Linked DNA regions of Homo sapiens: region 2 is linked to region 1. A link is a loop called in an ENCODE intact Hi-C map of the cell type or tissue named here. Cell type or tissue: PC-9. All regions are shown on one strand. Links, peaks and the distances in the headings refer to the core of each region. The heading gives the core; the rest is flanking DNA.

What was found. Peaks named below come from ENCODE experiments on the same cell type or tissue, not always from the same donor. Only the 100,000 strongest peaks of a DNase experiment are listed, where the experiment ranks them.
Region 2: a loop joins it to region 1, with 5 times the contacts of the local background. A loop is called at or near these places in 1 of 110 quality-filtered maps.

What each region holds. Positions count from the first base shown.
Region 1 is chr14:58,655,209-58,670,914 of GRCh38, reverse strand. No RefSeq gene overlaps it. Among named protein-coding and RNA genes, the nearest start is that of DACT1, 25 kb to the right of the region's middle. RefSeq lists enhancers at 6,745-7,245, 7,246-7,747. In PC-9, for the core only: no CTCF peak of the experiment used is centred there; no DNase peak of the experiment used is centred there.
Region 2 is chr14:58,598,151-58,613,856 of GRCh38, reverse strand. No RefSeq gene overlaps it. Among named protein-coding and RNA genes, the nearest start is that of DACT1, 32 kb to the left of the region's middle. In PC-9, for the core only: no CTCF peak of the experiment used is centred there; a DNase peak (open chromatin) is centred at 5,726; H3K27me3 peaks cover 615 bases.

The DNA.
Region 1 (15,706 bases), core at 4,792-7,291:
AATACTCATCATTCTCCAATTCACCTTATATCCAGCTGATTTGACACGTTTATGTTATCTGCCTGGCTCTTGGAGGGAAATTAGTTGGCAGCATCCCATATGCACATGCATGGACACAGCCAAATATAAAAAGATTAACATAGAAAAGGGGCCTATACAGATATATATGGATATATTTTGAAAGGTTAGTCACAATGATCTCAGAGTGGTTAGACTATGGGTGATTTTTCTTCTGTTTATCAGCATTTCTAAATGTTCTACTCTAAACAGATACTATATTTATAAGATACATTATAAAAGACAGTTTATCTTAAATTTACATTTAAATTAACAACCATTATCAGCCTCCAGCCAATGATGTGGTGGGACAATTACCGTGATGAATTTTGCTTTCTGTTATGATTTTGCAGTAATGTCTGTGCCTATGTCTTTGTATCTGTCTTTATTACAACCCAGGGCAGGTGAATGTATACTATGAGTCCATCACATACTTAACAGAAAAAGCAAATCAGCCAGCATGGTGTCCCCTTTTCAATAAAGAAAAAAGATATTTAAAAGGAATGTTTTTAATATTAACAGGTAATATTTTAATGAGTAGTTTTTACATTGTAATCTAAATAATAATAGCCCACTCTCCTAATCATCCAGATTCCCTTCAGAGACATTCAAAGTTACCAGTTTCGTGTGTATTATTTCAAAGGTTGCCCATATATATAAGTAATTATGAATATATAATCTTTAGGAAAATTTTGCCCAGAGCAAGTTCATTGTTTTTATCTGAGTATTACTAAGATGAATCGGAAATGTTTTTTATTTTTAATGATGTGAACAGACAATTGCTTTGAATTCATTGTGGAACATCATGGTGCTTGTTGCGACAGGAATGCGTAAGTTTCATTCTAACGGTGGCCGCAGGGATATTTCCTCACTTGCTGCAACTGCAGGAAGCAATGAGATGAGCCTCCTAACCAAATATTTCAACCAGGCAAGCAGACTACCTTAGTGATTTTAATGGTGTTCTCCTAATCTGATAATTATTATCCCATTCCTTCCCTGTTGCTGACAAGAAGCCTATAGAGAGTAGCTAGTTTTAAAAGTGAAATGGGCTTGACTGTGAAAATATGCAGCCTTATGATTTTAGTGACAATTTATCTTAGTCAGCGCTAAGTGAATTCAAATCCAATCCATCATATTTCTACCTCCAAATCTCCTAAACAATCCTGAAAAGGCATGATTGTGTCTGCTTCTCCTAAGTCATTTATCATTTTAAAAAGATAAAGTGGTTTCCTGCATAATTAAAAATCAAGAGTTCCCCACTGTGAATGTCTAGATTCTAACCCGGGTGCCTTTGCTGAGGGGGTTGGCAGAGGGCTGAGATACGTGTGTGGACGATGGCCCAGGAGAGATCAACATCCCTTCTTTAATGGCCCATGCAAATGCCACCTCAAGGGAGTAGAGGAGAGACTTTCCACCTTATCATCAGGATGTTACCACATGACTGGTGACCTCTGTAACCTGGTCCTGACCCAGAGAGAAGGAACTGTTTAGGAAGCAGGCGCAAGCTCTCTTCTCTCTCCTTCCTCCTCACTCCTGCTGTCTCCCTGGTGTGACTGAGGCGTGCTGAAAGGTGAGGCTGTCACACAGATCTCTCCAACAGCCTGCCAGAATGCAGAAATGTGACGGGAAGGGTCATGACTCCCAAACAGAATGCTCCCTCGTGATTTCCAGCTGTCACTATTTAGGGTAGCAAGGCTTTCTTCTACTTATTCCAAAGCCTGGGGATTGAGACTTTCCCAAGCTTCTCTTCTGGCAAACCCTTCCTCCACTACTCCATATCAGCACCTCCTGCTGTCAGCTACTTAGAATGTGAGGCCACACTGTGCTTGGAACCCACCCTGGGAAGCTAGGCAGCAGGGGTCAGTCCAATTGCTGAGGATTCTCAGAAGCCTCATTAATTCATGTTGCTTTTATCCCTGGGCTGGCTAGCTCACTTCTCATCCACCCACAAGTGGTCCCGATGACACTGCCCCTACCTTTAGCAACAAATCCTTGGCCTTCCTGAAGCCATCTGACCCCATCATCTCAACACCTCTTTAAAAAGACGCTCTTTCTCTCCACCACTGTTCTCACTCTCAAAGCTTTGTCCTCTATCTTTGGCAAATTCAAAAACAGACCTCAGGAAGAGATTAAAGTTCCAGTCATCTTCACCTACACACCCACTCCCGTTCCTACTCTGCTCTGTATCAGCAAGGCTCAAAGCCCCCAGAGCTGACAAGGAACATGACCATTGCAGACATGGTTCAGTGGTAAGACTTGGGAGAACTTGGGCAATGTATATATCCAGACAACTTTAGTGAAAAGTTCTATCTTTTCAAGGGCCAGGTGACAGCTGTCTCATTTTCTCTGTTAAGAGAAAGACCAAAAAAGGGTGCATTTCTATTTCATGAAAAAATCTCTGCAGAGTAGATTAATCTTCTTAGAGACTTCTACTTTTAACCAATTCAGGGAATAAATGCCATCTAAACTGTAAAGTGGTGAGCCAGCTTTGTCTAAGTGAACCTGCGTGCTTTTCTCTCACTGAATGTGGAAGAGCCACATGAGGATTCATAACCCTATCCAGTTGCTTCACATACAACAGGTGTTGCTATCCAAAGACCTTTACTCTTAGATTTGGGAAGGCATCTAACTGAAAGCAGACTAACACAGTAAGGGAGAGGGAGAGCGTTGCCTGCACCCGAGGGTTGCAAGGCTGGATAAACAGAAAGCCTGGCACTCAGCTTTTGCCTTGGGCTATTGGCTAAAACGACACTGTCTAGTCAAGCAACGTTATCATAAGAAAAACAGGAGAAACCTAATGGTTTCAAGACTAGCACATGGGGAGAATGTGAAATCAGGATGAAACAGCCCGTCTAATGAGAGTGCCAACATTTCTAAAGGACTTCAGGGTCAGTGGAAGTGAAGGTTCATAGGGTAGACACAGCTCTGGATGCAGTCAGGTCCCCAACAATCATCTCAGTGGTTCCTCCAAAAAAGAAGGTCTGACTTGTGCTCTCTGGGTGTTTTTCTGGCCTTTCACTGCCTGCCCGCCCTCACAGAGGAGACACCTCTACTCCCCATTCCCATTCCCACCACACCCACCTGGCTCCTGGATGCACAAGCCCTTCCCAGTAGCCCAGGCCCCTCGAGCCTCACCTGTCCACTGTCATCTTACTCAGTGGTGTGTGGCTTTAGGCAGCACACCCTCTCCAAAGGTACCTCTCACCTGAGTGATAGGTACTCCAGAAGGCGAGCACAGTTCTGAACCCAAATTCTTTATAATTTCACCCAAACCTAATATACAAAAATAAAACAAAACCATACTGAGTGTAACAATTGGGGCCATAATAACTTTAGATAAGAAATTTCCATCATTAGGAAATATAATGGGAAAATCAGTAGTATGTGGGGGAAGGCATTATAGGGTGACTTAAATGGACATCTATCTGGAAGCAAAACAGTGTATAGGTGTCAAAATGTGTGTGTCATTATCAGATACAAGTAGTTTCTTTTATTCAGAGGCCTTATTTTTAGTGACAACCTCATTTTTTTCAGAAAATAATCTGTTCATCACTAAAACTACTTCTGGCTGGTCAGAAACACCACCATCTCAGAGAGGGACTTGAGAGTGACATTAATGCACCAGAGAGAGGCCAGCAAAAAGTGAGGGTGACTTTTATTCTAATGGCTTTCTAGGGAATAAACACCCATAGCAACTCTTCTGCTCTTTCATTATAATTTTTCTGCCATGGTCTATTTAGCTGGGAAACATCTGAAGCCATTTTTACCTAATAAATACCAGATCAAACTTTTCATTGACTTTTTTCTATCATATGAAGTATGTCATTTAAGACATAAGGCAGCCAACATTTAGAGCTACTTTTGAGGATTTCATTACAAAATGTTACTCTTCCCTCCCCCCTCACATTATGAGCTGAGCAGCTTTCAGTACTTGAGTCACATGTATCTAAATGAGGTAAATGTTGAGTTTAAAGCAATTAAGGAGGAGGAGGAGGGATTATTTTTCTTTTGTAATTGGAGAGGATATGTTAATTATTTTTATTTGAAAAGTCAAATCATGCAATTGAAAGCAAAATAAATAAGCATTTCAGTCTCATTTCTCTCAAATGGCCACTGGATGCCTTGAAAGCAAAAAACAACATGAACATCAGATTTAATAATTTTCTAAATAACCAGCAACAAATATGTTCCAAACCTGCAAATAAAATATGAATGCACTTTGTCAGCTAGACACTGAAACTTGAGATGAGGGGCCAGAAAGGTAGAAAGTTACTTAATGGTACAATATAGTACGATATAAGCCTGAGAAAACACCAAAGAGCCTAAGAAGCCCCTTCAAACACTGCTTCACCAGAAAAAATTAAGAGCTGCTATGACCCAACCAAATACCTGCCCCCCAAATTAAGAAGGGTTGATAGGCCCTTCCAGGCCATCCTCCTGCCTGAAGACAGAATGGACATCATTCCAGAGAGACACAAGTTACCTGTCTGTCAAGTGGTTGCAGGAGAAGCCTCAGCTTTCTCCTGAAAGCCATCATAATGCCACAGTCACCACTGCCATCACCTCTTTACTTTCATCTAGCCTGACTCACTTTTTCTGTGAGTTTATCCTTAGTGAAAACAAAGAACAGTTGGTCATCATCTTCTTACACTAATAATCCATCATCTAATTAAGACCGTTTTATGCACCAATAGCAGACTTTTCTCAATGAATTATCTCCAGGCCTCTAGCATCTCCTCTCTGACATAATTTTTTTTTTCTTTTTTAGGTCTTTAGTCATTCTATGGCTCTCCTTTAAACAGCCTTCATGTTTCCCTTCAGGATGTGATGACCGGGCCTGGATACTGTATTCCAACTGTGTTCTGATAGTGCTGACTAGAATAAGGTTATGCCTAACAGATCTGGCAGAGACACAGACAGGAACCAAGACTAGAGATGGAAAGTTCCAACAGGCTTCCGGTCTTTGGTTCTAGTTGGTTCCCAAGGTCCCAAGTCACTCCTGTCTCCTAATAATAAGTTCCCTGATTTTGCTTAAGTTGTCACCACTGTTTTTTTTTTTTTGATACTTGCAAACTTCTCACAAATATATCTGTGTTTAACAGCTGCTCCCAGACATGGCTGCTATAAGACTGACAAGGCTCAGGTCCAGAGCCAGGCAGAAAGAAGGCCTTAAAAGCAAAATGCCAAAGCATTGGCCATTTGACTATGCCCAAAGACCATGTCCTAGAAGTTCCCTCTTCCACCATTGACCCATCAGCACTTAAGCTTCATGACTTCTGTAGATTTTGTACTCCTAGCTAGCTCTACCTAGATGATTGGTGCATTATTATCTTAGATAATAACACTCAACACCCCCAACAGCACAGCTCTAGCCACTCCTCAGTCTTTGCTAAAATCATGATCATCTGTTCCAAAGCCATTATTTTATAGGTATAGAAATGGAGGCTGAGAAAAATATAAAGTGACAACATCAAATGTATAACCCTAAAACAAGCTATTCACTGGACTCCTGCCAATCAATCCACAACTTACCCTGGGGGTCACTGAATTTTTCAGCAATACCTACATTATGAAGCAATTTGCTATGCCAATATTTGCCAGTGTGACCTTCCCCAAAGTGTTTTGTGGTTCTCTATTTCCCCATTTGCTTCTCAGAGTATTTTGTTTCTCTGAACACCAGCACCCTTGGACACCTAGCCCAATGGCCAGTGGTTTTGACCTTAGTTCACCTAAAAAAAAAAAAAAAAAAGGAGAGAGAGAGCGAGAGCTACTCATACAGGAGGAATATCTTCCAGGAAACCTACCTCAAAAAGATTGTCCACTAGAAACATGAGGCAGCTTTTCATTTCCCCTTTATCAAAAATCGTAAAATTGACTCTTCTTCTTATTCAGAATGTATGAGTCCTAGTAAAACTCCTGCTTTCCTAGTTGAAAACCCAAGTCAGAATTTTAAAATATCTTATTTCCACACTATATAAAGGTTATATGCACTGTTATGTCCCTTTCTTACTGTCTTTTTTTTCTCAAGTTCACATCTCAGCATTCCCGTGTTGAATTCTTCTGCTTTTATCTTTAATTACTTCCCCAGGTTACTGTTTACTATCCAGCCCTAATCTCTGCTATTCTGACTACCCTTGCCTTTTCCAAATTCCCATTTTAGGGTCCCTTAAGAACTTAATCAGGTTTTTTAAAAATTTAGTGCCCCATCAATCATGAACCCTTCTCCTAAGCATTCACCTTATATTTTAATATTTGGTCATATCAGAGGAAAGCTAACTTGACTTTCTTGGGAAACTTTGTTGTACATATTTTGTATCCTGTTCTATTTCTAGCCTCCCCTCTGTAGGTCTACACACTTTTGCTGGAACATTACACCTAATCCATTATCCAGAAAATGGAAATATAATACTAAGTGGTTTACTGCAGCCCCCATTTTTTTCATAATGACATAAAAAATTATGACACTTAAAAGCCAATGATCCCTGCAGTCATTTATCCTCAAGTAAGAATAAGTTTATTCTTGTGGAGCAAAATCTGTATCAGATATAGTTCTCACATTGTAAGATATGTACCCTTAATGGATAACATCAGGGCAGCCTGCAAGCACCCAGCATCCATTCTGTACCCTGATGGTGCAGAGCCCATTATCAGAAGGCAGGTAGGCTCTTACCATTCAGATGGAAGGGCCAGCCTTTCAGAAATTCACTGAAGCCTCAATGTCAAATGTGGTTTCACAGAGAGATAATGATTCCTTTCAAACAATGGGAAAATAACTGAGGAAAGTCATTATGTCACTGTTAAAAAATGTTCTCAATGATCCTGCCCTAGCTGTTACCTAATCTGAGTTTTATTTCTAAAGGCTCCTGAGTGAGAAGACTTAAGCACTGCACATACCCAGCTCATGAAGTAATTGCTTTCTATGTAAATCAAATATCGGTAGCAGAATGTGAACAATGCTGGGGTGAAGGGGTGAGGTTACTGGGGGACGATGTAGCAGCTAAAGAAGTTTTAAAACTACACCCACTTTGACAGAGCTCTTAGTCTCTAACACCAACTGGAGAACAGGCAAGCATCTGGCAGATGAGGGCTGTTTACAGAACACCAGCTGCTGGCCTGAGGTGGTTTCTCCAGAGCCATCTGCTTTTAAAGAGGCCCTCACCTGGGCTTCCTGGGGGAGCCACAGGCTATGAGAGATACCCATCCATGCTGACAGCCACATCTCCAGACAGCCTCCTTTGGGAGTAACCAGTTGTCCAGGTATTAGATTCAGTCTCTCAGCCTGGGGCAACTGTGCAACTAACCTTTTCTGATGACCTTCTTTCAAGCCTTCTGCTCCCACTCAGCTCCTGTGAGTTAGCAGCTCTCCTAAATTCCTGATAAAAGAAGTACTGCAGACATATTTCCTGCCACTAGAAATCGGCCCTTGACATCTTCCCAATAAAATATTATGCAGCCATTTGAAATGATGACGCGATTAGATTTATTGGTCAAAAAAAGTTCACACTAGATCGTTAAATTTAAAATGCAGGTTATAAGACAGCAATTTGAGAGTATTTTTTAAATCAATGTTTAAGTGAATGTATTTATAAAAAGGCACTAAAAGGTCTGGAAGAGCTTACATCAAAATATTAACAGAGGCCATCTCTGGAGATTACAGGTTATTTTTTCTTTATGTTTAACTTTATTTTCTAATTATTTAATGTATGTGTACTCTATGTATAATTTTTAAACTAGTAAGTTAAGAGAAAGAAATTCAGCCTCTAAATACGTGGACCAAATTTTCACTCCTCCCTTCTTTATGTTACTTGTTTTTGAGACAGCAGTTATAGAACAGGGGCACTATAGTTTCCCAACTCTCAGGGAAACCTCCATTGGCCACAAGAGTCCCTTGAGTGCTCTGTGCCCTGCAAGAGAATAGAAGAGCCTTATAGAGAAAACTACAACCTTGGTGAACCACCGATTAAACACAGCAGAACCACAGGAGGCTTGCAGGGGGAAATCTAAGTAACATGGCTTTAAAGATTTCTTTAAAGGTGGTAAAAGTCTTTTTAAATAAAATATATTGATTTTAAAACTATTACTATGACCTTTTCTTGATGATCAAAAGCAGATTGAATTTTATTCTTAATCACTGTGCATTTTTTTTGTATTTTTACCACCTCTATCTAATATAAAACATCTGTAGCCTTTGGACTGGACTCCAATTCTCCCCACTACTCTCTGTGTATCGGGTTCACCCCCTCAGCTATGATGCTGCCCTTCACTATATTCCTGCAGTTAATCAACCAAGATTTTGTAAGGATCTTCTCTCTCTGTGCTTCCTATCATCTGTACTACTTGTTTGATTTCAATAATATACAGTTTTATGTGGTTACTTAAAATTTAATGTGTTTATAATTTCACCTCCTAAGATTTAAGCTCATTATCAAGAGATGCTGCGAGTTGTTCCCAAAATACATTCTTTCTTTCCTCCACATAAATAGAACTCCTGATTTTACTTGGGGCACATGGCCACCCATAATGAAGTTCACATTTCTTAACCTTGCTGCAGCTAGATGTGACAATGTAACTAAGTTGTGGCCAATGAGACTTAAGTAAAAGAGTTGTGTGCAACCTCCAGGAAGTGCTGTGAAAAACAGGAAGCATGCTCTTCTTTTCTTCTTTTCCTTGGAAATGTTGACATGATGGCTGGAGCCCACACAGTCAGCTGAGACTCTGAAGTAAAAAATTATATGCCAAGAAATCCAGGGCAATAAGACAGGAGGAAACTGGGCCCTGGTGGTATTAGGAACCTTCCTTGGCAGTCAGGACTGCTTTTTTCGAGATTTATTTCATGTGAAAAACAAACTTACATCCAGTTTAAGCCATTGTAATTTAGGGGTTTCTGTCACCCACAGCTGAACTCACCGTAACTGGTAAAAACAGTGCATGACCATATTTTCATTCATTCTGAAATGATTTCCTGAATATTCACTGCGTGCCAAGCACTGTCCTGGCTCTGGAAATGCAGCACTGAACAAAGCAGAGCCTCTCCCCTTGTAAAGCTTTGTTCTAGTGCAGTATCCACACAGCTCCTAACACAGTGCTACACAGTAGCACTGAACAGGTAGGTGCTGAAATATTGGATGAATGAGTTCACAATGAGCCCTACTGTTTATCCTTTAGTATTAAACTGATTTTGTTTATAAATCTGAAATTCGGCCGGGCGCGGTGGTTCACACCTATAATCCCAGCACTTTGGGAGACCGAGGCAGGAGGAGCACAAGGTCAGGAATTTGAGACCAGCCTAGCCACATAACGAAACCCCATCTCTATTAAAAATAGAAAAATCGGCCGGGCACAGTGGCTCATGCCTGTCATCCCAGCACTTTGGGAGGCCAAGGTGGGAGGATCACAAGGTTAGGAGTTCGAGACCAGCCTGGCCAATATGGTGAAACCCCGTCTCTACTAAAAATACAAAAAAATTAGCCAGGTGTAGTGGCACATTCCTGTAATCCCAGCTACCCGGAAGGCTGAGTGAGGCAGGAGAATTGCTTGAACCCAGGAGGTGGAGGTTGCAGTAAGCCGAGGTCACGCCACTGCACTCCAGCCTGGGCAACAGAGTGAGACTCCATCTCAAAAAATAAATAAATAAATAAATAAAAATACAAAAATTAGCCAGGCATAGTGGCACGCACCTGTAGTCCCTGTAGTACTCGGGAAGCTGAGGCAGGAGAATGGCTTGATCCTAGGAGGTGCAGGTTGTGGTGAGCCAAGATCGCACCACTGCACTCCAGCCTGGGCAAGAGAGTGAGACTCCATCTCAAAAAAAAAAAAAAAAAAAAAAAAAAAAAAAAAAAAAAAAATCTGAAAATCTTTGTATGACTAATGCTCAAAAAAAGAATCACAACTGTTTTTTAAAAGAAAGAAAATTATTTAACCAAACTTCCATTACCATACACTCTGCCCCCCAAAAATAAACACATTAACAAAGTTCTATTGATACCTTTTAAAATATAATGAAAAATGATGACAGCCCAAAATAATGAATTGTAGTGTTACACAAACCCCCATTTTTCTATTTCTTTCTTTTTTTTTTTTTTTTGAGGCAGGGTCCCACTCTGTCACTTAGGTTGAAGTACAGTGACATGATCATGGCTCACTGCAGCCTTGACCTCCTGGGCCCAAGCAATCCTCCCACCTCAGCCTCCTCGGTTGCCAGGACCACAGGTTTGCACCACCACACCTGGCTAATTATTTATTTATTTATTTATTTATTTATTTATTTATGTCTCTCTATGTTGCCCAGAATGGTGTCTTGAACTCCTGGACTCAAGCAATCCTCCCACCTTTGCCTCCCAAAGTGCTGGGATTACACACGTTAGCTACCATGTCCAGCCCTCTATTTCCTTATCCATAATAGGAACGTGTATAGGACTGTTGTGAGAATTAAATGAGATAATGTCTCAGAAAAGGTTAATAAATATTAGCTACATTCATTCAACAATAAATATTAACAGTCTTAAAAATAATCACATTCAGTAGTTCCATTTCTGGGATTCTATTCTAAGAAAATAATCCTTAATATGGGGGGGAAATCTTAACCAAAAAAGTTCATCCCAGTGTTATTTATAGGCAGAAACTAGAGATTTAGTGACCTTTTCCTTCCGTCCAATGGTGAGCTAAGGCCTAGCACTCTGGCTCAAGCACAGATCTATAAACCCAGGACTAGCCGGGAAGAGGCAGACAGGATTGGAAAGAAGCGGAGAAGAAAGGAGATTTTAAGTCCAAATTCCTGGCAAGGCAGACTTACAAGAAGAAAAAGTTCAAGATGTCAAGTACATCGGGGTAGGGCCAAGCAAGAGAGCCAAAACAAAGCTTGACCCCTGAGATCAGGCCCCCCAAGGGAATGTTCCAGAATGTGGATCCTGGAGATATGCCCTGAGAATGGGTGGGGAAGAGAAGGAAGAAGCCTCCGCGGAGCATCTCAGTCCCAGTCAGTGGGTGGGCCAGTAGACACTGGGTCCTAAATAGAAACAAGAAAAATTTCCATCGAGAGGGGAATGGATAAATAATTGAATACTGCAATAAAATAGGATGTAACAACTACAAAATACTGATTAGAAAGACTATAGTAATCTAAGAAAATCCTTGACTAATGCAAGCATATATGTTTATGTATATGTAGTACATGTGACATATATAAGGAATTATGTGTATGTATAAGTAAGTGTACATATATGCTTACATATATGTACATACATATGGACATATGGTATGTACTTATGTGTAAGCATATATGTATAAATATATAAATCTCATATATATATATGAGATAGTAACTATGGCATATGCATAGAAAAAAATACTTAGAGGAACCATAGCAAAATGCTAATGATTGTTTGATTAGGAAAGTAAATGGTGATTTGCCTTTTCTGTATATTTGTTAAATTTTATGTAATGTATAGGTTTAGATTACTTTTATATTTAAAAACTTAAGTAGGGAGGCAAAAGGAAAATTAGGTACATTTATCTGAATCTAATAGTACCGCTTTTCCAGAAATTTGTTTCTTAAGAGTGAAATTTGTGTGTCTTAGGCAATGAGCCATATTTTTAGCCTCCTAAATCCTTTCCTCTAAATGTCAATTGATGAGTTACTGGAAAAAGAATCTTTCTCTTTAACTAGTTGTGGCTCTTTTGGAAGAATTGTAACTCTTGGCTAACATGGGATATTATTTGGAGGACAAAACTCAAAACTCATTTATGGGATCCACTCTAATGGCCAGCAAGTACCTAGGCCCTTTCCAAAGGTCCTAACTTGCTCCCAAGGTGAACCCTATTCACATGTTGCATGAGGTATGAGGTATTCGAAAGAAAGTAAAATGCTACAAATACAAATATTATTACCTTCCTCTCATATATTTTTTCATTTCTATTAGAAACTTACTGACAGAATGTCTCCTTTCAGTCCCTGGATTCACCAGAACCCAGGCAGTTCATTTGTAATTTTGGTAACTCTACAGCCATGATCAGAATCAATCTATGTGACAGATTGACCATGGGATTATCAATACCAACTTTTAGGCCTTCCAAAGACCTCCCATGAAATAAATCCCCAAATCAAATCAAGTGAATATTTAAAATAACATCCTTAGTTATCAAAGCTTGATATTTAATTTTTGGATGAATTTTTTTAATTTAGAATATTAAATTTGTTTCTAAAAGCTCCTCTAAACAATTGGGAAAAATGTGATCATAGACTGGATATTAGATAAGACAAAATGCATTTAAATAGCAGATATTCTTAACTTTAAAAAGCAAGTGGCAAAATTCGGGCACGGTGGCTCACACCTGTAATCCCAGCACTTTGGGAGGCCGAGGTGGGTGGATCATTTGGGGTCAGGCATTCAAGACCAGCCTGGCCAACATGGTGAAACCCCATCTCCACTAAAAATACAAAAATTAGCTGGATGTGTTGGCGTACACCTGTAGTCCCAGCTACTCGGGAGGCAGAGGCAGGAGAATCGCTTGAACCCCGGGAGGTGGAGGTTGCAGTAAGCCAAGATCGCACCACTGTACTCCAGCCTGGGGGACAGAGCAAGACTCTGTCTCAAAAAAAAAAAGAAAAAAAAAAGCAAGTGGCAAAATAGCTAGTGAAGTGTGACCTTATTCTCAGAAAAAATACATATATGCATAATTGGAAAGAGATATGGGAGAACAGACAGTAAAGAGGTGGCAGGAATCATCCCTGGAAAATAAAAAGGAGTTTATATTCTTGCTTACATTATATATATATATGGCTTATTTATGTTATTTTTACTTTCTGCAATACACATATACTGTGTTTGTAATAACAAAAGGTTATTTTCAGTTGAAAAATAAAAGTTCCCCTTAGTCTTAAAAATTTAGATCTTTGCATTTCCTGGTTCTGTCTAGGTACCATGTTCAAATTAAAATGCCAGAACCTACTATAATGCCAAAAATGTGGGAACAACCTCTTCTTAAGTAAGGAATATAAATTTTAAAAGAAAATATCATGGGAAAAAGTTGCTCTTGCAAGACTCCCTGCCCAAGTTCAAAGGCATAATACATTTTGCATAAGATTTTGATAAATAAATATATTTTAGGGCTGTATACAATACCAAATTCGTACTCTGATCATTTTGATTTTTGCCCACCGTTAATCAATGTCTCCCAAAGAAACTCTGAAACTTTATATCCTAGTATCTATTTATAGTATTCCCTTTAAAATATAACAGCAAGATAAACTAGTGATAAGAAATACTTCCTACTTTGGTAACCCTGAAATATTCACCTGTAATAGTTAAATATAAAAGTAAATTATTCATTGACCACTTCAGCTGTAATGATTCCAAAGCAGCTGTTGTTTACCTGGGCAACAGTCTTCAAATCAAAATAATTCTCTGAATCAAATTTGGGTTCCACGCTGTTAGTCCTTATGTTCAACAGATAGGTTGTAATAGCTCCAAAATAACCACTGTGGGCCAAGAAGTAAAAAACCCTTTTCAAAAGCATAATTATATATTGTATTTATATTATAGTCAGAGATATTATGGTAAGGTAAATAACTAAAAGTGACAGTTCTGAAACCCAACAAAATGACTCACAAGGAAACAAAAGGCACTTTTACACCACCTTTCAGGCAATATGCATATGTATAGAGAATGTTATTTCCTTAGCCACAAAGAAAGAATTGTATAGGAATAAATGATTACGTAGTTCTCCTCTACCCTCCAAATTAAAGGTTTGCACCTAGAAAAAAGTAAAATAAAACTTAATGTTCCAATCTTTGTCATTGATAAAGGATTTCCTTGCTTTTAATGACTTGCTTGCTATTACATCATATTTTAAAACCAGAATACAGAAAGCCTATATATGTTTTTCAGAGTAGGGTATGGAATCTGGGTGAAGCACATGGCTGGCTCTCCTGCAGGACTCTGCTGGGTCTTTGAATTGTATCCATATGAAAAATAAATGGGTCAGTAGAGTTCTGGTTCTGCCAGGGCAGTGTGAGCCCAAAATATCCTATCCCTCCTGCTGATTACAACTAAAGACGTGGACAAAAACATGGGAGGAAAAAACTACCTGAGGACTGTAAAAGTAAACAAAAGCAGGTGTATTCGGGGGGATTGGTGAGTTTTTCCCATTTTTTTTTTTTCTGATGCAGCTTTATCCTGAGGGCAGGCCCCAGTGGCCTATTCATAGCTAAAATTCCAATAGAAACATGTCTTTCTGGCCAGAAGAACTGGGAAACGTTAACCAGATGGGGCAGGTGAGTGAGAGAAATTCCAAAGGGGAAAGAACTAGAGAAAGTGGTCCCCTAATTCTGTGTATGAACCCTAGGCTCAGTCTATCATCTGAGTCAAGAATGCACAGAACAGACACAAACCACTATAGCAAAGACCTTCAAAATTTAACTGAGATATAAACCACCCGCATAAGTCTCAGACTAACCCCTGAACTATGCATGTGCAGGACAGACCCAAAGCAGCACAGCACAGACATATAATTTATTATAAAATTTAAACCAGTGCCCACAGAAGATCATCAGAACTTAGTCACAGCCTAACCGCACTGATTGACTGCTAAAGCAAAAACATCAACATTCTTCTAAGGATTACAAAAGGACTTAGAAACTATGCACTATAACACTGACAATGTTCAGGATGCAATCCAAAATTACTTGACAACCAAAGAAACAGGAAAATGTGACCAATTCTTTTTTTTTTTTTTTTTTTTTTTGAGACGGAGTCTCGCTCTGTCACACAGGCTGGAGTGCAGTGGCACGATCTCAGCTCACTGCAAGCCCCGCCTCCCAGGTTCACACCATTCTCCTGCCTCAGCCTCCCGAGTAGCTGGGACTACAGGTGCCTGCCACCACGCCCAGCTAATTTTGTTTTTGTATTTTTAGTAGAGACGGGGTTTCACCGTGTTAGCCAGGCTGGTCTCCATCTCCTGACCTCGTGATCCACCTGCCTTGGCCTCCCAAAGTGCTGGGATTACAGGCGTGAGCCACCACACCCAGCCAAATGTGACCAATTCTTAAGGTAGAAACAATCAACACATGCCAACCCCAAAATAACCTCAATGTTGAAACTATCAAAGACTTTAAAGGAGCTATTATAACTACATTCCATGAGATAAAGGAAAATACATTTGAAATGAATAAAAAGACAAAAATTCTTGGTACAGAAATAGAAACTATAAAAAAAAAGGAACCGTTTGGAAACTTTAGAACTAGAAAATATAATATCTGAAATTTAAAAAAAAAGCTCATTGGAGGCACTCAATAGCAGAATGGAGATAACAAAGGAAAGATTAAATGAAGGTGAAGATAGATCAATAGAAATTATTCAAATTAAAAGACCGGGCATGGTGGCTCACACCTGTAATCCTAGCACTTTGGGAGGCCAAGGCTGGCAGATCACTTGAGCTCAGGAGTTCAAGACCAGCCTGGCGAACATGGAGAAACCTTGTCTCTACAAAGAAATGCAAAAATTAGCTAGGTGTGGTGCCACATGCCTGTACCAGCTACTTGGGAGGCTGAGGTGGGAGGATCACTTGAGCCCAGGAGGTTGAGGCTGCAGTGAACCATGATCATGTCACTGCACTCAGCCTGAGTGGGACACTGTCTAAAAAAAAAAAAAAA
Region 2 (15,706 bases), core at 4,536-7,035, 57 kb after region 1:
GAGACACAGTCTCCCTCTGTCACCTAGGATGAAGTGCAGTGACACTATCTCAGCTCACTGCAACCTCTGCCTCCCGGGTTCAAGTGATTCTCGTGCCTCAGCCTCCTAAGTAGCTGGGATTACGGCCACATGTCATCACACCCAGCTAATTTTTCTATTTTTAGTGGAGACAGGGTTTCGTCATGTTGGCCAGGGTGGTCTCGAACTCCTGACCTCAAGTGATCCACCCTCTTGGCCTCCCAAAGTGCTGGGATTATAGGCATGAACCACCACACCCAGCCTATTTATTTTAAATAGAAAATCTTTTAATTGCAATATTGGGTCAATTTTTAAAAATCTAATTCTTGGAATCGAAATAGAGCTTTTAGATGTTAATTTTGTCACACCGATATCATTGTGAATGAGTTTGAAAATTCTATGTAAAAGTAGGAATTTGAAAATAAATTTACTTCTGTGGTGATAATAATACAGGTTTTGGTAGAGCAGAAAGTCATGATAAAAACAGTGTTCTCCAGTTGTGGAGCAGAAATGTACTAAGAATTGGTGTAGTTATAATTTACAGTCATATTCAAACAAGTTGTGATATTCTACCAATCAATGAAGAAGTTGTGGTTGATAAAGTGAACAAATATGATTAAATACAGTGTTATGAACTACAAAGCTGATGTTGAACACTCTTAATTATGCCAGCATGGCACTATGTGCTTTGTCTTTTTTTCTGTTATTTGTAGAATTTTAGAAATACTTGAGCCTTTGAAGAACTATTTTATATATTAACCTAAGTGCCTATCAATGACATTGAACATTTATATAAAAAATTCTTCTGAATTTGGCCTGCATTTTATTCAAAATTAGTTGGAAATATTAAGTCAAAGTGCTTATTAAATAAAATGTGAAATATTTCAGGCTGTTGATGCTTTAATAAATTGCAATTATTGAAAACAAAGCTTGCAAATGAAAAATATCAAAATGTATTCTGACAAAAGCAAGAGGAAAGTGAATAAACTAGAAAAGAGAGCTCAAACGATCCATGATTATGCTTCAGAATATATCATCTCGTGGGAAATATCTTTTGATAACATTCCTGTTTTAACTGGATAAATTCATATTCTGTACCAGAATGGGAAAATTATTCAGAAGGTCTTCAGTTTGGGGGCACCTACATTTGGTATAACATTCAAGAAAAGATTGGTAAATAGAGACAACTTTTTTCAATGAATTTTTATTTATAAAATTATTTGCTGAAATATTTATTTTACTTTTCACTTTTTTAGATGAAGTCTCACTCTGTTGCCCATGCTGGAGTGCAGTGAGACGATCTCAGCTCACTGCAACCTCCACCTCCCAGGTTCAAGTGATTCTCCTGCCTCAGCCTCCCACGTAGCTAGGATTACAGGCGTGTGCCACCACGCCCAGCTCATTTTTGTATTTTTAGTAGAGACGGGGTTTTGCCATGTTGGCCAAGCTGGTCTTGAACTCCTGACCTCAAGTGATCCACCCACCTTGGCCTCCCAAAGTGCTTACAGGCGTGACCCCCCCGTACCCAACTTGAAATATTTACTTTAAATAGAGACAAAAATATAGCACTTGTGAAAATATTTGTGATGAAGTATTCAATTTGAAAATTAAATATTTCATTTGTGAAAATTCAAATAAAAAATTAAATTGAAAATGTGTATATTTTTAGCAGAATTCGTTCTGAGTTTACCAAGTGCCTCAGCACCTGTACAGAGTTATTTTCTCAGACAAGAATCAACTAAAGGTGATAACAATTTCAAAATGTATTATAACCCTAAAATGCAATCTTTAAAATGAGTTGAGCAATTATATGTAAAAAGTTAATTTATAGCCTGGGCAACACAGCAAAACCTTGTCTCTACAAAAAATGCAAAAAGTTAGCCTGGCATGGTGTCATGCATCTGTAGTCCCAGCTACTCAGGAGGCTGAAGTGGGAGGATCACTGAGCCTGGGAGGTCAAGGCTTCAGTGCATCAAGATCATGTCACTGCACTCCAGCTTGGGCACCCTGTCTCAAAAAAAATTTTAATTTAATAAGACCATATTGAAAAAATTTATCAGAAAAATACCAGTAAGGCCAGGTACGTGGCTCACACCTATAATCTCAGCTCTTTGGGAGGCTGAGGTGGGCCAATTGCTTGAGCCCAGGTGATACGGTTCGGCTGTGTCCCCATCCAAATCTAATCTTGAATTACAGCTCCCATAATTTCCATGTGTTGTGGAAGGGGCCTGGTGGGAGATAACCGAATCATGGGGGCGGCTCCCCCCATACTGTTCTCTTGGTAGTGAATAAGTCTCATAAGATCTGATCGTTTTATAAGGGGAAACCCCTTTTGCTTGGTTCTTATTCTCTCTTTGCTGGCTGCCATGTAAGATGCTTCTTTGCTCTTCCTTTGTGTTCTGCCATGACTGTGGGGCCTCTCCAGCCATGTGGAAATGTGAGGAAATTAAACCTCTTTCCTTTATAAATTGCCCAGTCTTGGGTATGTCTTTATCAGCAGTGTGAAATGGACTAATACACCAGAAGTTCAAGACTAGCTTGGGCAACACAGTAAGACCCTGTCTGTATAAAGAAAGAATAAGAAAAAGAAAAATATCAGTGGCATAATATTAGACAGAATACTATAAAACTGATTAAGGCACATTAATATAGCCAGAATAATTATTCTGATTATATCATTTTGAAAGACCAGATAATCAATATAACTGATTTTTATCCCGAGTAGCTCAGACTTGCAAGCATGCACTACCATACTTGGATAATTTTTTAAAATTATTTGTAGAGATGCCCGGGTGCAGTGGCTCACACCTGTAATCCCAGCACTTTGGGAGGCCGAGGCGGCAGATCGCAAGGTCAAAAGATCGAGACCATCCTGGCCAACATGGTGAAACCCCATCTCTACTAAAAACACAAAAATTAGCCGGGTGTGGTGGCATGCGCCTATGGTCCCAGATACTCGGGAGGCTGGGGCAGGAGAATCGCTTGAACCTGGGAGGTGGAGATTGCAGGGAGTTGAGATCACGCCACTGCATTCCAGCCTGGCAACAGAGTGAGACTGCATCTCAAAAAAAAAAAAAAAAAAATTATTTGTAGAGATGAGGTCTTACTGTATTGCCCAAGCTGGTCTCAAAATCCTGGACTCAAACACTCTGCCTGCCTCGGCCTCCCAAAGTGCTGGGATTGTAGATATCAGCCACCATGCCTGTCCATTCTACTCTCTACCTCCATGAGATCCACTTTTTAGCTCCCACGTGAGTGAGAACAGGTGATATTTGTCTTTCTGTGCCTGGATTACTTCACTTAACATAATGGCCTCCAGTTTCATCCATGTTGCTGCAAATGACAGGATTTCATTCTTTTTTATGGCTAATATTTCATTGTGTATATATACCACACTTTATCCATTCAACCATGGTGGACACTTAGGTTGATTCCATATCTTGGCTATTGTGAATAGTGCTACAATAAACATAGTAGTGCAGATATCCCTTCTAGCTAGTAGAATACAGCAAAGGTGATGGCGCATCACTCTCATGATTATGTTACATTATATTGCAATGAAGGGGTTTTCCCAATGTAATTAAGGTCCTTAGCCAGTTGAGTTTAAATTAATCTAAGAGAGATTATTTTGGATGGGCCTGACCCAATCTGACAAGCCCTTTAAAAGGAGTCTAAAATTCAGAGATGCTGGATTTGCAGTAGAAAACTGCCATGAATTCTATAGCTGCAAAAAAATGAATCCTGCCAACCACTACATGAAATTGAAGAGGATCTTGAGTCTCAGGTGATACTCTGGCCCCAGCTGACACTGTGATTTCAGCCTTGTGAGACTCTGAGCAGAGAAGCCAGCTAAGCAGTGTCCAGATTTCTGACCCATGGAACTGTGAGATCATACGTATATGCTATCTTAAGGCACTGTGTTCCTGGTAATTTGCTACAAGCAATAGAAGACTCAATAAAAGGGCTTGAAAATGAGGGGTGAAGGCCAAATAGGGAACCTACCAACCTACCAAAAACATGATGAGCCTGATGATAATTAAAGCTAACTGGAAATGCACAGCTGCTAAGAGCCACAGCATGGCACTGCCACTTGATGGGGAGACAGAAGTGAGAAAAGCAGTAACAGATTCCTTTTCAGATCTGAAATAAAAACTATCACTCATTCGATTATTATCTGAAGCACATCCCTAATCGTAGCTGGTTTGCTATGTAATTCAGACATCTTTTTGCAAAACAAAGAGAAAAAACTTAATCTTAAGGTTACTGATTATCTTCCAAAGTGTCTACATGCATTAGTCAGCAATGCTGGCTCCTTTGCAATGTCTTTGAAAGATAATAGTATTTACACCCTCTGTACTGCTCTCACCCAACTCTCCAACCAGCTAGAAAATGTGAAGATCTTTCAAATAGTTAAAGAAAGCAGTGTGTTAGCCCTGGGGTCACTGAAAAGCATTACCTGATTACTGATTTTTCTATCATTCTGATACTCCATTTTGAAATGGAATGAAAGGGTAGGGGAAAGAATTGGGCTCCACTGATGTGTAGAAGCCTTGAAAAATCTCTAGTAATTTTTAGCATTGGAGATCCTAGGTTATAGGAAATATATGAATATATTTAAAAGTTTACTTAAAGCAGGCTGTTTATGTTATGCTTTAGCTCCTAAAAGCTGTGAATAAATTTTGTCATCAATTGAACATCACTTTAAATGCATCAGAGAGCTCAACATTTGAAGAAACTCTGCAGTAAATCAAAGTAACGCAAATTAGCTTTTTGGAGTGTGTATAATTAGGCAACCTAAAGCTTCTGTTGTACCGATACGGATTTTTTAATATCAGGATTTCTTAAACTGGAGAACAGGTAACCAAAAACTACTTTGGATTCATTTTCATGAAGTGCAGTTGTCCATAGAAACCTCAGCTGATGTGGGATAGTCCCAGATGAGCCTTGCTGGAAGATAGCAGCATGAACACAGATTGATCTGGGACACCGAAAAAGGGAGGCTGACGGGCCTCTAGAAAGCTATGTCCACCAGGAGGGCTATAGACACTGGAGGCTCCTGAATAGGATACAGGCCTACCTTCGAGCCAGGATGTTAAGGAAAGAGAGCTCACGGTCTTATGAGACAGTATCCTACATTTTGCAATCAGACTTTAATGGGTTGAAGTCCTGGAACCTTGGCATACTACCTGTGTTCACCAGGGAAAGCTCTTAACCACTCTGTGCCCACCTCTTATCTGTAAAATTGGAATAATAAAATCCCAGTTTGGTAGGGTTAGTGTGAAGATTAAATGCAAGACTTTGATAAAGTACGCCTATACTTAGCATGTTTTTAATCATTGCTAGCTATTACCATCTAGCACAAGGGAGTTCTAGAGGCTCCAGTTAGGCATGTACCGCATTATGATGCTTGCCTCGATGACAGATTGTGCATATACAACAATGTTCCCATAAGATAGTACCATATTTTTACTGTACCTTTTTCTATGTTTAGACACACAAATACTTACCATTGTGTTACAGTTGCCTACAGTATTCAATACAGTAACACACTGTACAGGTTTGTAGCCTAGGAGCAAAGGCTATACCATATAGCCTAGGTATTTAGTAGGCTATACCATTTAGGTCTGTGTAAGTACACTCTCTGATGTTTGCATAAAGACGAAATTTCCTAACAACACATTTCTCAGAATGCATCCCCATCATTAAGGAATGCATGACTGTATTAAAAAGATTGACTCAACCCCGGAGGAAAAAAAAAAAGGATTTAAGGAAATAAGCATGTCATAGGGAAAGTGCGAGTTTCTCCAGCAGCAAATGCCTTGGGCATTTTTAGTTCAATGACTGTGTACCATTTCTAATCATTATCTCATTTAGAATTATAATGAAGAATGTTGGGAATAATTAACCCTGTTCTATAGTCCCAGGAGCCTGTCACTGCAGTAGGAAGGATTAGGTACCAGCTCTGTGTGTCCTCTACTGAGCAGACACACAGGATTTCTGTCAGTTTTGGGCACACAAGCACATTCCCCCAGTAATACGATGTCAGCCAGACTCTCTTTTCAGGCAATTGTAATAAATTCCCCACCCAATGCATAGCAGCAAAGATAATATCTTGCATTCATCTCATGCCTTGACAACATTTTTACTGGCATAGAACAGCACCAGCTCCTAAAAACACCTAGCCCTTTAAAAAGCCTGGAAACTACAACAGCAATGAGTTGAGTGTCCCTTTAGAGCCCGATGTGGTAAATCCTCTCTCTGCTGAGCTGCCAGCTTAGAAGCCCACTCCCTCCTTTGTTAGGAATTCTAGTCACAAAAACCTACAATAAAATGCTGCAGGCACATCAATAAAGGATATAATGAAATCAAATGAGTCTTGTTCCTCACATTTACATGCAAAGTATATCAAAGGAGCATCCATTGTGTTCCTGAGATCCGCACAATGGATTCTTTTGTGTGAGGGGAGAGAAGATATATGAAGCTGAATTAGGAAGCAATTCCAATTAAAAGGGCTGTGTTTAAGGCTGCAAAGACAATGCAGCCTTTGCTAGACAGTTAGCTATTAGCAGCGTCTGGCTGCCGAGGTGGTTTTATGGTAATTGTCCTAGAGCTGTGTGGAAGGGGACGCAGCAGCATGACCCCCAGTCCCAGGCTCCGGGGTTACACTGCCTTAGTTCCACTGTACTCCTGTGTGACCTTGTGGATGCTAACAGTACCTGCTAATAGGGTTGTTATGGGAATGATAAGAACTAAAGTAGATAAATGACTTTGGGCAGTGCCAGGCACATGTTAAGCACTCTAGCTAGCTATTATATTTGTGATCTTCTTGACTGGCCCCCACACCAGTACTGGCACCTTGCATACGTGCATGGGCCAGAATAACCCAGACAAGGAAGTGGGTTCCTGGAAGCATTTCTGGGAGGCCACCTGCTATGTGGTGAAGGGAAAGTTGTCCTTGGGCACAAAGGCCCAATTTAAACAAACAGAAGTTCCGAGATGAAGGGGCCCTGCCCTGAACTTCCCAGCAGCCGCTCAACACTGAGTTCACTTTTTGTTTCTCCTGATGTTAGTGACATAGTGAAAGTTGAGTCCAGCTTTCCGTCCTACAGAAATGGAGTTCCTTTTGCCAATTTTGGATGCCTGGGACACATATCACTTGAATGAGCTCTTCTGTTTCCTCCACGCTTTCACATTGTGTTGCTTGGGAATCAGAGTTGGTAAACTGCACCTCAGAGATAAGTTCTTCCCTGTGGCAGGTGGTTTGCAATTTTCCTCTAAAGTCTTCATTCATCTTTTTTTTTTTTTTTGAGACAGAGTCTTGCGCTCTTGCTTTGTCACCCAGGCTGGAGTGCAGTGGTGCGATCTTGGCTCACTGCAACCTCCGCCTCCTGGTTTCAAGCGATTCTCCTGCCTCAGCCCCCCGAGTAGCCGGGATTACGGGCGTGCACCACCACACTCAGCTATTTTTTGTATTTTTAGTAGAGACAGGGTTTCACCATGTTGGCCAAGCTGGTCTCAAACTCCTGACCTCAGGTGATCCACCTGCTTCGGCGTCCCAAAGTACTGTGATTACAGATGTGAGCCACTGCACCTGGCTATCTTCATTAATCTTAAATGAGATTCGCCTTCTTGAAACTGAGCATGAGGGCTGAATGGTGTCGGCCCATATCTGTAGCTGAGACACGGCAGAGGGTCTATCTATGTGGAGAATCACACTTCTCAGGGAGTAAGGAGATGGGGCATTTGACTGTTTCTCCCTCACCCAGATCACCAAAGGGCCTCTGGAGTTTCCTGTAGCACAGGCATATTGAAAATTCTTGGCTTCGTAACTTTTGTGTCACTCTTCATTTACCTTACTAGAAGTGTAATAATTTGCAGTGGGGAACACGAGTCGGGGGAAGTTTGAAGTGTAAATGGAACATGGATGAAATTATGGAATACATGAGAAATTCAGAACCAAGGAAACCATGAAGGCTCTGACAGACATGAGGTGCCTGAGGACCCCCACCAGACACTGGAGACAAAAAGAAGAGCACAGTCCCACGACAATTAGTCCATCTGTAGGAAGTTGCAGTTGTCACTCTGCAAAGCATAGGCTATGTACCTGGATGCTCATTTCAAAAGTGGCTTTTATGATCGTGGAGATGTAAATGGCCCTAAATCATAGTGCCTCAGATGTGAGAAAGCCCTGAGGAATAATGACATGAAGCCGTCACTCTTGTGGTGACATCTTAAAACCAGTCATGAGGAAGGGAGAGGAATAGGAAAGGAGAGGCTACAAAAGAGGCTTTATTTCCATCTGTAATATTGGGTTTCGTTAAGAAGGACTTCAAGTCATTATGGCCAAAGGTAAATATTTGTTAAACCTGGGTGGTAAGTCGTAGGTATTGGTTATGTTGCTCTCTGCACTTGACTAAAGGCTTGAAAGTATTTAAATTTTTTTTAACAATTATGTAGATTTTGAAGGAAAAGCAACATAGTTTTTGGCAACATAAAAGGGAGAAGGCTTGGCTAAGAATAGCACAATTAAGAGCAAATACAATCAGCATGCAAAGCTTCCTTCAAGGTAAGTTTCAGAATGACCTGGAAGGTGCCATTCAACAGTTCATGTCAAAACCCTTCCTTCCCTCTGATGCAGAAAGATCTGTTTTATTTATTTTTTTATTTTTATTTTTCAACAAAAGCAAGTTTGGTTTATTTGAATGATTTCATTAAATAAGTCTACAAAGGTAACAAACTGAAGCACAAAGCGCGATCTTACAAGAAACGCAACACCCAGAGTTAGTGCAAAATGTACAATTAATGACTGCTGAGAAACCCCTGAAGTTTGAACTTTTATATTTTTTAAAGTGTACATTGTTAAATAATGTAAGGAAAACATTTATAATTCAGAAAGTTTGTAATGTGGAAAAAGATACTCAAAGTGTACTATTAACACAAAAATAATTTAAACAAACAGGTCAGTAGCACTAGTCCATTCCTTTAGGCTTCAGTTATTTCATCCACAGGAGGATGAAATCAACAGTAAATAAAACCAGTTCTGACTTTTTGTGTATGAGTGAAAAGATGTCAAAATTATTAAACCCAAATAACAAATGATAATGTGCTGCATTAGGCTCCCTGCTCCTCTGGTATAAAGTATGTTTCACTCTTAGGTGGCCCCTTTCTCAGCTACTCCGCCCCTTGTTGGTTCTATCCTTACTCTCTCCACAAGAAATATAAGCAGAAAATAAATTAGTAAATCGTTTCCTTTCTACCTTTTAAAAACCTTCAACTCTCATTTGCATATTTAGGGCCATAGACTAACGTAATAAGGGAAGCAGGGCCCTTAAGGAATGAACAGGGTACGGAGAGCCTCCAGCCTCTTTCTGTGGTGGTGGTGGTGATTCCCGGAATATGTCATTGATGTGGGTAAGAAAGATCTGTTTTAATTCAAATAAGCCAAAGTTCTGGGATGGAGGGGCACTGTCCCAGCACTTCCCAGCCACTCAGTGTTCACTTCTTGTTTTCCTTAATATCAGTGAAGTAGTGAAATATAATTTTTAATAATCTAACAAATATCCAACAGCAACAAGACAATGGTTGGGTTACGAATTGGTTCGGTCAGAATGGTGATCAAATGAGAGGTAACTTCGAAACCCCTTTTTTCTTAAAAATACAGACCGACATAATCAAGAAAAAGTGCAGAATACAAATTTAAAACTGAATTGTTTTGTTTCTTCATGTGGGAATAAAATAAAAGACACCAAAACAAAGAGGAAACACCAGGATGGGGGAATGAAAATCATTGTTCAACCTGATCACGAGTGCCTCCCAACCCTGGCTTACTTGGCAAACAGTGAGGCTGACTGCTCTCCATCGTCCAATCTGAGGACAGGCTATAAATGCCTTCCCTGCACACGAGACAGCTACTGTGAGGGAAATGAAACCTAAGGACCCATGAAGTATTGATCGTGGGGAGTATGTGTTGTTTGAGACTTTTAGTTCATTTACTTGTGATAAAAATTTCAGAGTTAAGTGGCAAAATTAAGAATAACATCCTAATTTTTTTTTTTTTTGAGATGGAGTCTCACTCTATGGCCCAGGCTGCAGTGCAATGGCCCGATCTCGGCTCACTGTAACCTCCGCCTCCTGGGTTCAAGCGATTCTCCTGCCTCAGTCTCCCAAGTAGTTGGGATTACAGGCGCACGCCACTACACCCAGCTAATTTTTGTAATTTTAGTAGAGACGGGATTTCACGATGTTGGCCAGGCTAGTCTCGAACTCCTGACCTCAGATGATCCACCCGCCTCAGCCTCCCAAAGTGCTGGGATTACCTGCGTGAGCCACTGCACCTGGCTAACATCCTAAATCATAGTTGTTCACGAAAAAGTCCTTTGACCAGTATTTCTTTGACAAGTGAGACCATCAGGAATCAGACTTACCCTCCCCCAAACTGACCATATTAAAAGAAGATCTAGTTAAGTAAAATTTCCTCCAATGCAGAACTGCATACCATGTCAATTCTCAGTGTCCTTTCCACAGTCATTGCCCTAATAAGAATTGCAAACTTGTAGGCTGGGCGTGGTGGTTCACACCTGTAATCCCAGCACTTTGGGAGGCCGAGGTAGGCAGATTGCTTGAGGCCAGGAGTTCGAGACCACCCTGGGCAATATGGTGAAACCCTGTCTCCACAAAAAATACAAAAATTAGCCAGGCATGGTGATGCACGCCTGTAGTCCCAGCTACTCAGGAGACTGAGGCAGAAGAATCGCTTGAACCTCGGAGACGAAGGTTGCAGTGAGCCAAGTTCGCACCATGGCACTCCAGCCTGTCTCAAAAAAAAAAAAAAAAAAAAAAGAATTGCAAACTTTGAAAAAGAAAATTGTTGCTATTCGAACCCACAGTTGCATTTTAACCTAATTCTCAACAGACTATGACTTTGAGAAAGACAAGAGAAATTACTGGTGCCAATCCTAATGTACATGTTTTTGACTTCATAGACTGAATAAGACTCAGCCTCCTAAACTTGCCCAAAGGATCCCTAGGAAATATTTTTGCTAGGTATTTTTTTTTGATGATTATAAATAATTTGAGAGACTATATTAAAACAAGCATGGAGGTTATGTTTGTTAAGACACGGGGTTGCAAAAATCAACTCAAGTTAGTGAATATAGGGGAGGAAAATGTATTGTAAAGACAGTGGAGTCTCACAGAACTAAAGGGCAAAAATCCATGAGACCCAGGAGGGGCAAAGACCAGGGAGTCTTCTCCCTTCCTCTGTCTCATCATGGTGTCTCTCTGAGAAGTGGCTTCATTCTTCTTGCAAGAAGGGCTTCTTATTTTTACTACTCATTCCTCATGGTGAATTGAAAATGGTTGTCCATAGCTTCCAAATTCACATTTTAAAGTACCAGTCACTCCAATTGCTGGCTTGTGCTCTCACTGTGTCCCCCTCTCCCTCTCTGCAAAAGCATTGTCTCACCCAATTCCATATGTGCAGTTCAGGGATGCTCACTGGTCCCGCTTGAATCAGGTGTCTATGGCCAGCGGGGTAGAGTCACACAGCTGCTGAGAAGGAAGCCAGCAGTCTCCAAGAAGTGGGATGTAGCAAACAACAGGAGGAGGATGCCTTCATTCAATTAGTATTTACTGAACACCTCTGTGCCTGGCACTCTTCTAAGTTCTGGGGAGATAGTGATGAATAAAAAGACAGAGCTCCTCCTCTCCAGAAGCTTGTATTCCATTGGCAGGGGTCGGGGGTGTGGAATAAGCAAATAATTAATAAGTAACAATTGTATCAGATGGTTATAAATGCAGTAAACAATGGTAGTGGTGTGCTGGTATAAATGTCTAACAACCAGTTTTCTGAGAGGCATTGGAAAATTTCTGTGGTGTAAATAGTTCTACCACGATTAATTTCAAGCTACCAATGCAATGTCATTGGATAGGGAGTTGGGAGAGTGCAGTAGGGCCTGACTGTAGAGTGTTTCCACCACACAGATATCATAGACATTAATAATCTCAAGAGCATAAGAGAAATATGTAGTAAAAGACTAGGAAGTGATGAGTTTTGAGAATTTATTAACTTCATTTTTAATATAATTAATTTAATTGGAAGTTAAATCATTCAATTCCTGATGGTGGCTTTATTTAATAACTGGCTCATACAATTCTTGAAAATTTAACTTCCTGTGATCCAGTGTGAGCTAGATCCAAGACAGCACTCCTGGTAAAGAAAGCAAAGCAGGTTGAGCGTTCACGTTCCAGTTATCTAGTGCTGTGTAACAAACAACCTCAAGACCTAGTTATTCGAAATAAGAACTGTTCTATGATATCTCACAATTTTATGGGCCAGATATTCCAGCAGGCTTCAGTTGGGTGGTCCTTCTACTCAGTGGCATCAACTGGCAGATGGACCTATCTTGAGAGTCCAAAGTGGGTTTGCTCACATGTCTGATGCCTTGGTGGGAATCATCAGAAGGTAGGGCTCAGCCGGAACTGTTGACTGGAGCACCTACACTTGGTCACTTCAGCATGGTGGTCTCAAGACATCAAATTCAGGGCTCCTGGAGAAACTGTTCCAAGAGTCAGGAAGTGGGAGCTGCCAATCTCTTAAGACCTCAACCTGAAAACTAGTCCAGCACCACTGCTGCTATATTCCATTGCTCAAACCACTGAACCTGCCTAGATTTAAGTGGACATAGACCTCCCTCTCAACAGGAAGAGTATTAAAGAATCTGTGGCCATCTTTAACGTACCACAGATAGAGAATGGTAATGGTGAAGGAGCTGTGCTTTTTGAAATACAGTGGTTGAGGAAGACTTTTCCACTAAGGTCATTTTTTTTTCTTGAAAACTAAAGGCAATGAGAAGTGAGTCATCTGAACAAATCAAGGGTTTGTGCAGTTTTTTTAAGTCCAGTTCTTGCCAGGCAATCCAGATTAAACCCTCAGACACCATTCTGTTATGCCATAAGGATATCACAACAGAAACGTTTGAGAAGCACCAATTAGACCAACTTCATTCCCCAGGTAAAGGAAACTGAAGCCCAAAGAACTCAAGTGCCTATTCCCAGGCACCAAGTAAGGCCATGCTAGCATCATGCAGGACATGGCTTGAGCTTGGCTCTTCTACCCAGATCTCCTACTTAAAAGTCCAGTGCTTTTTCTATAGCTCCATATTTTTTGTTATTTTTGCAAAATTCTTTGTAGAATCAGTATTATTTCATGATTTAGCATTTAAAACTTTTCCATCTTAAACTACACATATTTTATATCATCAATAAGAATGTAAATTCCTTGAGGACAGAGAGCTTACTTTACACTTCTTCAAGGTTGCTGTATACAATTGTATAGTTCCTGCACTGCACAAGATATCCAGCCAGGCTGGGGAGGCAATGGGATGGGAACCTGCACTTGGCCTGCCAGGCTATGTGTTGTGGGGTAGGGCTGCATTGTCTCAGGGGAATGGGCATCTTTTTCCATTGCTTACAAAGGAGAGGCTGGGGGTAACTATACCTCTCTTACAAGTTAGACATTGTGCAATACAGTGCTGGACACGCAGAAAAGTGTCCTGGTATAGGGGAGGGGAAGTGGGGCATTCTGATTAATAGCCTGCTTTCAGATTCCTCCAAAAGTATCTCTTATGTGCATGCTCCAATTATCTATTGCTGTGTAACAAACCACCTCAAACTTACATAAAACAGCCATCTTATTGTGCTCAAAGATTCTGTGGGTCAGGAATTTGGATGTTACAGCAGGGATGAACTGTCTCCGTTCCACAATGTCTGGACCCCTGCTAAAAACTCAGTTGGGGCTGGAACTATCTGGAGGCTTCTTCCCTTATATATCTGGTGTCAAGGCTAAAATGACTGAAAGGCCAGATTCTGCTGAGACTGTTGACAGGAGCACCTGCATTTGGCCCTCCACGTGATGTAGGTTTCCCACAGCATGGCAGCTGGTCCTATAACAGAGCATCTCAGGAGGGAATGTCTGAAAAGCAAACCTTCCAAGAGAGCCAGGAGAAAGCTGCATGGCTTTTTCTGGCCTAACCTTGGAAGTCACTCCACATCACCTCCACAACATTTTATTGGCTGCAGGTGAGTCACTGAGGCCAGCTTAGATTCAAGGGGAGAGAAATAAGACTGCATCTCGATGGGAGAGGAGAGGTCATATTGCAGATGAGCATGTGGGATGAGAGATATTGTTGTGGCCATCTTTGGAAAATACAACAAGGCACGTGTCTTCAATAATCCTATACCACAAAAGAGATGAAGTAATAATTGAGGGATTGACCCCCAAACAGCCCCACAGTGCTAGGATGAAGAGCCTCTAGGGCAGAGTTCAGATGTACTGCTTTCTGAGGCCAGCGCCTGAGTCTCCGTAAGCCCCTGTCTTTTAAGTCTGTGGTCAGGGAATAAGCTCAGCACGGGCGAAGTGCGCAGCAGAAAAAGGCACCAGATGCTTTTTACCCTTAGGCTTCGTGGTTATGCCACCAAGAAACTCTGCAGACGAGCCTGATGACTGGAGGGTTTGCCTCCCTTTTAATCTGTGGGCCACCAACTAACTGTTAAAGTTGCCAGGGCTCACCGTAGAGCCAGATGTTCTTCACAGATGTGCAAAGGAAGCAGTTTCCTTATTACATCTCTTTAAGTTGTTTGATGCTATAAGATGCCTTTTTTAGTCTAATGGCGGTGCTGGGGGGCAGGGTTTGTACACCCCTGGCTAAGCAACTGTGGCCATTTCCTCCATTTCAGTGCACATAAAATAACCAGCCATGATCTCCAACCCCTTTTCTTCTTAACTAATTGGGTGGCCTTCTGCAGATGGGCTATGAAAACCAAAGGGAAGTTTCAAATTGAATATGTACATATATATTTTGTTATTGTTAAGTAATGTAACTTCTGAAATGTATTCCGCCTACCCTGCTCCATTTCACTATTCCTGTCATTAAGGTAAGACTTACTTACTTGGCATAAGAAAGCAAGTAGGAGAATAACTCACCATTTGTAATTGCAAGTACATTATATTAACCTCTTTATACGTATTAATCAGGTATCAACTCTCCCTGAACTTTATACCTGAAGGATTTCAGGAAAAGTAGAGTAGAGTTGCCATTTAGCTACACAATATCACCAAATACCACATATTCAGTCTACCCCTTCCTCTCCTTTCCTCTGATCTGGTCTGTCTGCAGTTGTGCTGTCTGTGAAATGAGTTGTCACCACATCAAACCAAGGAGAAGTGGGAGGAAGCTGCACACCCACAAAATAAGTGTTCCTGGTGAAAAAAAGATTTCTTTCCTCTACAGAGAGAGAGCTATCTAACTGCATATAAACAAACTCCTTGTGTTATTCAACTTAAACATAACATTCCCCATGTGTTAGAGATGTATTTAGCTACAGTGCCCACTAACATCTGCTAAAATGAGAAAGTCCTCTCACCCATTCCCATTTCTCCTCCCACCCTCGCCTCCCACCTCCAAAATTACAATGTGTAGTCAAGGTTACAAAGACCTAAGCCTGAAATCAGGTATGTTTAGAAGAAGAAATACTTATGAAAGCACGTGGAACTATAGTCAAATATTTCTAAGGAACTACAGCTTTTCGACTAGCATTTGTTGGGGACCCAGCCTGTTCCAAGCACTGTGCTGAGGCAGTTCTACGGGACAGAGCTGACTCAGTCCACAACACAACTCTACAGTGTGCC